Regions from separate parts of the Homo sapiens genome. Here region 2 is linked to region 1. Evidence: read pairs that join two places in POLR2A ChIA-PET (ENCODE). Cell type or tissue: PC-9. All regions are shown on one strand. Links, peaks and the distances in the headings refer to the core of each region. The heading gives the core; the rest is flanking DNA. Region 1 overlaps EEF1G (eukaryotic translation elongation factor 1 gamma). Region 2 overlaps STX5 (syntaxin 5).

What was found. ChIA-PET counts read pairs that join two places held together with the same protein. Peaks named below come from ENCODE experiments on the same cell type or tissue, not always from the same donor. Only the 100,000 strongest peaks of a DNase experiment are listed, where the experiment ranks them.
Region 2: POLR2A ChIA-PET joins it to region 1 with 17 read pairs; 4 of 35 experiments call an interaction of 5 or more read pairs at or near these places.

The regions. Positions count from the first base shown.
Region 1 is chr11:62,559,559-62,562,466 of GRCh38, reverse strand. EEF1G (eukaryotic translation elongation factor 1 gamma) reads left to right here. Exons shown (of 10, transcript NM_001404.5): 8 at 2,013-2,185; 9 at 2,274-2,398; 10 at 2,630-2,871. The coding sequence ends at 2,788. Among named protein-coding and RNA genes, the nearest start is that of MIR6747, 6.1 kb to the left of the region's middle. RefSeq lists enhancers at 274-816, 1,908-2,027, 2,443-2,908. In PC-9, for the core only: a CTCF peak has its summit at 1,753 (motif pointing right); a DNase peak (open chromatin) is centred at 1,646; H3K27ac peaks cover 2,262 bases.
Region 2 is chr11:62,811,385-62,814,292 of GRCh38, reverse strand. All of the region lies in intron 10 of STX5 (syntaxin 5), which reads left to right. Among named protein-coding and RNA genes, the nearest start is that of NXF1, 7.4 kb to the right of the region's middle. In PC-9, for the core only: no CTCF peak of the experiment used is centred there; no DNase peak of the experiment used is centred there.

The DNA of each region.
Region 1 (2,908 bases), core at 325-2,824:
GTTGGCATTATAGGTGATTTTCTTCAGTCAGCATATATATATATATGTGTATGTATATGCACACACACACATATATACACACACATGTTGTACCTGAGCGAGTTAGAGAAAACGCCACACTTTGAGACGAATTAAGAGTCCTTTATTAGCCGGCAACCAAGAGACGGCTAACGCTCAAAAATCTCTCGGCCCTGAGGAAGGGGCTTGACTAACTTTTATACCTTGGTTTAGGAAGGGGAGGGGAACTCAAATGCAATAATTTTACAGAGGTAAAAACATGCAAGAATCAAAAGAAGCAAAATGGTTACAGAGAGATAAACAATTTAAAAGACAAATGGTTACAAAAAGCAACCGTACCAGGTGCAGGGCTCTAAATCCTTCATTATAATTAGATATGGGGCTATGCGGGACACAACTCAAGGCTTTATGTTGTTATCACTTTGAGAAAAATCCTGGGAACTTCATACATTGTTTGTGCCAGTACCTTATCAGTTAATTGGGCTCCTTTGAAATGCTGAGGATCTGCTTAACACAGGTCAACTCCTTGTGGAAGGGGGTTGGGTGAGGAGCCCTTAGTGTCTTGTAAATTAAAGGGTCAATTGGAGTTTGTCCGGCTTTCCCAGCTAGAGAGAGAGTCTTATTTACATGAGAAGCAAGGCTAGGTGGTTAAAGAGACAAACAGGGAAGATTCAAAGTAGTGAGTTAGAGTAAAAACAAGGTTAGGCATTTAACACATGTATGCACACACACATATATGTGTTTTTTGGTTGTTTTTTTTTTTTTTGTTTTTTTTTTGTTTTTTTTTTGAGACGGAGTCTTGCTCTGTTGCCAGGCTGGAGTGCAATTTCGGCTCACTGCAGCCTCTGTCTCCTGGGTTCGAGCAAGTCTCCTGTCCCTGCCTCCCGAGTAGCTGGGACTACAGGCGTGTGCCACCAATTTTTTTTTTTTTTTTTTTTAGTAGAGATAGGTTTTCACCATGTTGGCCAGGATGGTCTTGATCTCTTGACCTCGTGATCCGCCCGCCTCGGCCTCCCAAAGTGTTGGGATTACAGGTGTGAGCCACCCTGCCTGTCCTTTTTTTTCCCCCCAGACAGGACTCTTCCTCTATCGCCCAGGCTGGAGTGCAGTGGCGCGATCTCTGCTCACTGCAACCTCTGCCTCTCGGGTTCAAGCTATTCTCCTGTCTCAGCCTGCCACCACGCCCAGCTAATTTTTGTATTTTTAGTAGAAACGGGGTTTCACCTTGTTGGTCAGGCTGGGCTTGAACTCCTGACCTGAGGTGATCCACCTGCCTTGGCCTCCCAAAGTGCTGGGATTACAGGCGTGAGCCACCGCATCTGGCCAGTGTATATGTTTATAACTGGAAAGAAAGAAAACAGAGCACCAATCGTGGAGGGAGTGACCTCTGCTATATTGATGCTGGCATTCTTGGCTCAGTATGCCAGATTGCTTTTAAGATAACCTGAACCTAAGGGCTTTCCAGCATCGGAAAACCTTGGAAAAGACTAAAGCTTGTTTATAGGCAGAGATGGACTAAAGGACATGGGTGTAAGATTTGGGGTGGAGGCCCTTTGAGAATGTTCACTGCTTACATTCCTGTTACAGCTTGTGTAACCTGAAGAGGCCTGTATGGTGGGGGGGAAGAGACTTGGGTGAGTCAGTGACTTAGTGTGGTTCATGGAAAACAGCCTGGGGAGGGCCTGAACAGGGAAAAAGAAGTCCTCACTCTGTCTCCACCTGGGGGCAGCAGTTAGCCATGCCCTTCCTGGGGCAGGTCTCAGAGTCCCACTTTGAGTTCCACCCTCCACATGCCTTGCATACTTATGCAGAGGAGTGTCCTAGGCCCCTGTTCAAACCCCTTGAGCTTACTTCCCTCATAAGGTCATACACATCTGCCAGCACAATGACCATTTCCTTTATATTAGTAAATTTTAAGTGAAAGCACCCTTCACTTCTCTTAGCCTGGCAACCTTCCTCCTTATTGATTGACCCCTGTGCTTTCTTCCTCTTAGTACCTTTGTGTTGGATGAATTTAAGCGCAAGTACTCCAATGAGGACACACTCTCTGTGGCACTGCCATATTTCTGGGAGCACTTTGATAAGGACGGCTGGTCCCTGTGGTACTCAGAGTATCGCTTCCCTGAAGAACTCACTCAGACCTTCATGAGCTGCAATCTCATCACTGGTAAGAGAGTGGGTCTGAGAAGGAAGGAGAACAAGGTGTAGCAAGTGCTGTGATTCCAAAGGCTGAATGTTCTCCCTTGCCGCTTCAGGAATGTTCCAGCGACTGGACAAGCTGAGGAAGAATGCCTTCGCCAGTGTCATCCTTTTTGGAACCAACAATAGCAGCTCCATTTCTGGAGTCTGGGTCTTCCGAGGCCAGGAGCTTGCCTTTCCGGTGAGGAAGGTGGAGGAGAGGAGTCTCTTTAGGGTGGGGCAGGGATATAAGAAGCACTGTGTTTTATTTCTGAGTTGATGGATGTTTAGGAGGGTTCAGGAATGCTTATAGGAAGGAGCAGTTCATGTTCACAGGAGACCTGGGGTCTGATGACATGTGTTTGAGCTGGAAGTAACACAGGTGTGGGGTGGTGTCTCATAACTTGACCACATGCTGGCTTTTTATCCCCAGCTGAGTCCAGATTGGCAGGTGGACTACGAGTCATACACATGGCGGAAACTGGATCCTGGCAGCGAGGAGACCCAGACGCTGGTTCGAGAGTACTTTTCCTGGGAGGGGGCCTTCCAGCATGTGGGCAAAGCCTTCAATCAGGGCAAGATCTTCAAGTGAACATCTCTTGCCATCACCTAGCTGCCTGCACCTGCCCTTCAGGGAGATGGGGGTCATTAAAGGAAACTGAACATTGAACCCTTTCCTGTCCTGCCTCCTTTGTGAGTGGTGGCGTCTTCA
Region 2 (2,908 bases), core at 153-2,652, 250 kb before region 1:
TTGGGAGGCTGAGGCACTAAAATCACTTGAACCCAGGAGGTGGAGGTTGCAATGAGCCAAGGTTGTGCCATTGCACTTCATCCTGAGCAACAAGAGCGAAACTCCATCTCAAGTAAATTAATTAAATTCTTCCTCTTTTCTGAGCATCGCTATAGGCTTTAATTATAGGTTTTAATGTATTGGTTGTCTTATTATTAGTTAGGGCAATGATTATTGTGAGTGCTCAAGTTGTTCCAAATATGTCTGGTGGGAGCCTAGAGGGTTTAAAAGGCTGAGAGAAAATAAAGGTATGTTAGCATGCCAATGGAAATGATGCAACGGATAAATTTAAAAATGATAATATAGGAGAAAGATGGGAGAATTCTTGAAATGATGTCCTTGAGAAGGTGAAAGGAAGTGGGCTCCGGGGCATAAATCAAGGCTTGGCTCTAAGAGGAGCTGGCGATAGGTGGGAAGACAGAGGCTATTGTAGCAATGCTCGGGGTGGAGCGGCATTTATCTTCAGACCACTTCAGTCTTCTCAGCTCATTAAGAAGAAAAGCCAGTAGAGGAGAGGAGGTGTAGGAGGTTTTAGGAATCCACTCCTGCCCACTTGATCTTATCCCTTTAGCAGGGTCCAACCCTGATTGATCTTTATTCCCCACGGTATCTAGCAGAGTGCTTTTACTCTACGTTGTTGATCATGTGAAACTGAGTGAACACCTACATTTGTATAAAGCCGGTTTCTGAACATCAATCCACTAAGCAGCCTCACACATTTAACTGGCCAAGGTAAAAGAAAACACTTGGAGATTCTGATTCGAGAGATGTGAATGGAGTGGGCTTTTCAGGGAGCTTCATTTTTACAAATTCCATAGGGGGTTCTGATGAGCATCCAGGTTTGGGAACTACTGATTAAAAGAAAGTTTGTTTATTCAACTACTATATGTTGAGCACCAGCCATTTATAAGGTACCGTGAGTACAGCTGTCTTGATCCTAGAGTCAGGAGAATTGACTGATTTTTTTTGTTGTTGTTTGTTTGAGACAGTCTCACTCTGTCACCCAGGCTGCAGTGCAGTGGCATTATCTTGGCTCACTGCAACCCCTTCCTCCCAGGTTCAAGTGATTCTCCTGCCTCAGCCTCCCGAGTAGCTGGGATTACAGGCATGCACCACCATGCCTGGCTAATAATTGACTGATTTTTTTTTTTTTTTTTTTTGAGACGGAGTCTCACTCTGCCACCCAGGCTGGAGTGCAGTGGCAACCTCCGCCTCCTGGGTTCAAATGATTCTTCTGCCTCAGCCTCCCAAGTAGCTGGGACTACAGGCACGAGCCACCATGTCCGGATAATTTTTGTATTTTTAGTAGAGATGGGGTGTCACCATATTGGCCAGGCTGGTCTTGAACTCCTAGACCTCGTGATCCGCCCACCTCGGCCTCCCAAAGTGCTGGGATTACAGGCGTGAGCCACCGCACCCGGCCTAATTGATTTTTATCTATTTCAGCTGAGACCTAGGGAACCCCTTGCAGAATTATGCCATAAACACCATAGCTCCCTGAGCTATGTTGTATTTTGAATATTAGAATATTAAGTCTGGGCGTGGTGGCTCACGCCTGTAATCTCAGCTCTTTGGGAGGCGAGACAGGCGAATCACGAGGTCAGGAGATCGAGACCATCCTGGCTAACACGGTGAAACCCCATCTCTACTAAAAAAAATACAAAAAAATTAGCCGGGTGTGGTGACCGGCGCCTGTAGTCCCAGCTACTAGGGAGGCTGAGGCAGGAGAATGGCGTGAACCCAGGAGGCGGAGCTTGCAGTGAGCCCAGATCACGCCACACGCCACTGCACTCCAACCTGGGCAACAGAGTGAGACACCGTTTCCAAAAAAAAGAATATTATAGAGTCAGTGAAACAGAATTATAAAAGATATGGAGGGCCAGGCGCAGTGGCTCATGCCTGTAATCCCAGCACTTTGGGAGGCCGAGGCGGGCGGACCACCTGAGGTCCAGAGTTTGAAACCAGCCTGACCAACATGGAGAAACCCTGTCTCTACTAAAAATACAAAATTAGCCAGGCATGGTGGCGCATGCCTGTAATCCCAGCTACTCTGGAGGCTGAGGCAGGAGAATGGTTTGAACCCGGGAGGCGGAGGTTGCTGTGAGCTGAGATCGCACCATTGCACTCCAGCCTGGGCAACAAGAGCAAAACTCCATCTCAAAAAAAAAAAAAAAAAAAAAGGTATTTGAGTTCTTTCCTCAATCCATATACATCTAAAATAAAGTTATAGCATATAGGCAACTTTACATTCTAGTCTTCCTTGAAACAGTGTCATAAGTATTTTTCACTGTTAGCATGTGTTTGCTCATTGGTTTAGCAAACATTTGTTGCTGCTGTGAGCTAATCCTGCTGGGTCTGAGGATAAAAGGGTGAAAGACCATTCTGGTCCTCCTGGAGCTCACTAGTAGGAGAGACATAAGTTGACAGTGACAGCTCAGTATGATAGGGCAAGAAGAGAAGGGGATGAGGCTGGGTGTGGTGGCTCATCCCTGTAATCCTAGCACTTTGGGAGGCCGAGGCAGATTACTTGAGGCCAGCAGTTCAAGAAAGCCTGTGCAACACAGAGACCCCGTGTCTATTAAAAAAAAAAAAAAAGGGATGAGAGAACTCAGAGTAGGTACTGCTCCTAGATGGGGCCAAGGGGCCTTCCCAGAAGTGATACCAAGCTAAGACTTGGAGGGAATGCCAGCCCAAAAAGGGGAAAGGAGAAGCTGTTCCATGTGAGGAAAAAACAGCACAGAAATGAGAAAGAACTTGGTAGATACAGGAGTGCAGAATTATTCAGCATGGCTGGGGGAGTGGTGAGAGGCAAGGCCAGGTCACAGATAACCTGTGTGTCACAGCAAGAAATTTGGTGTCAGGGAGAGAA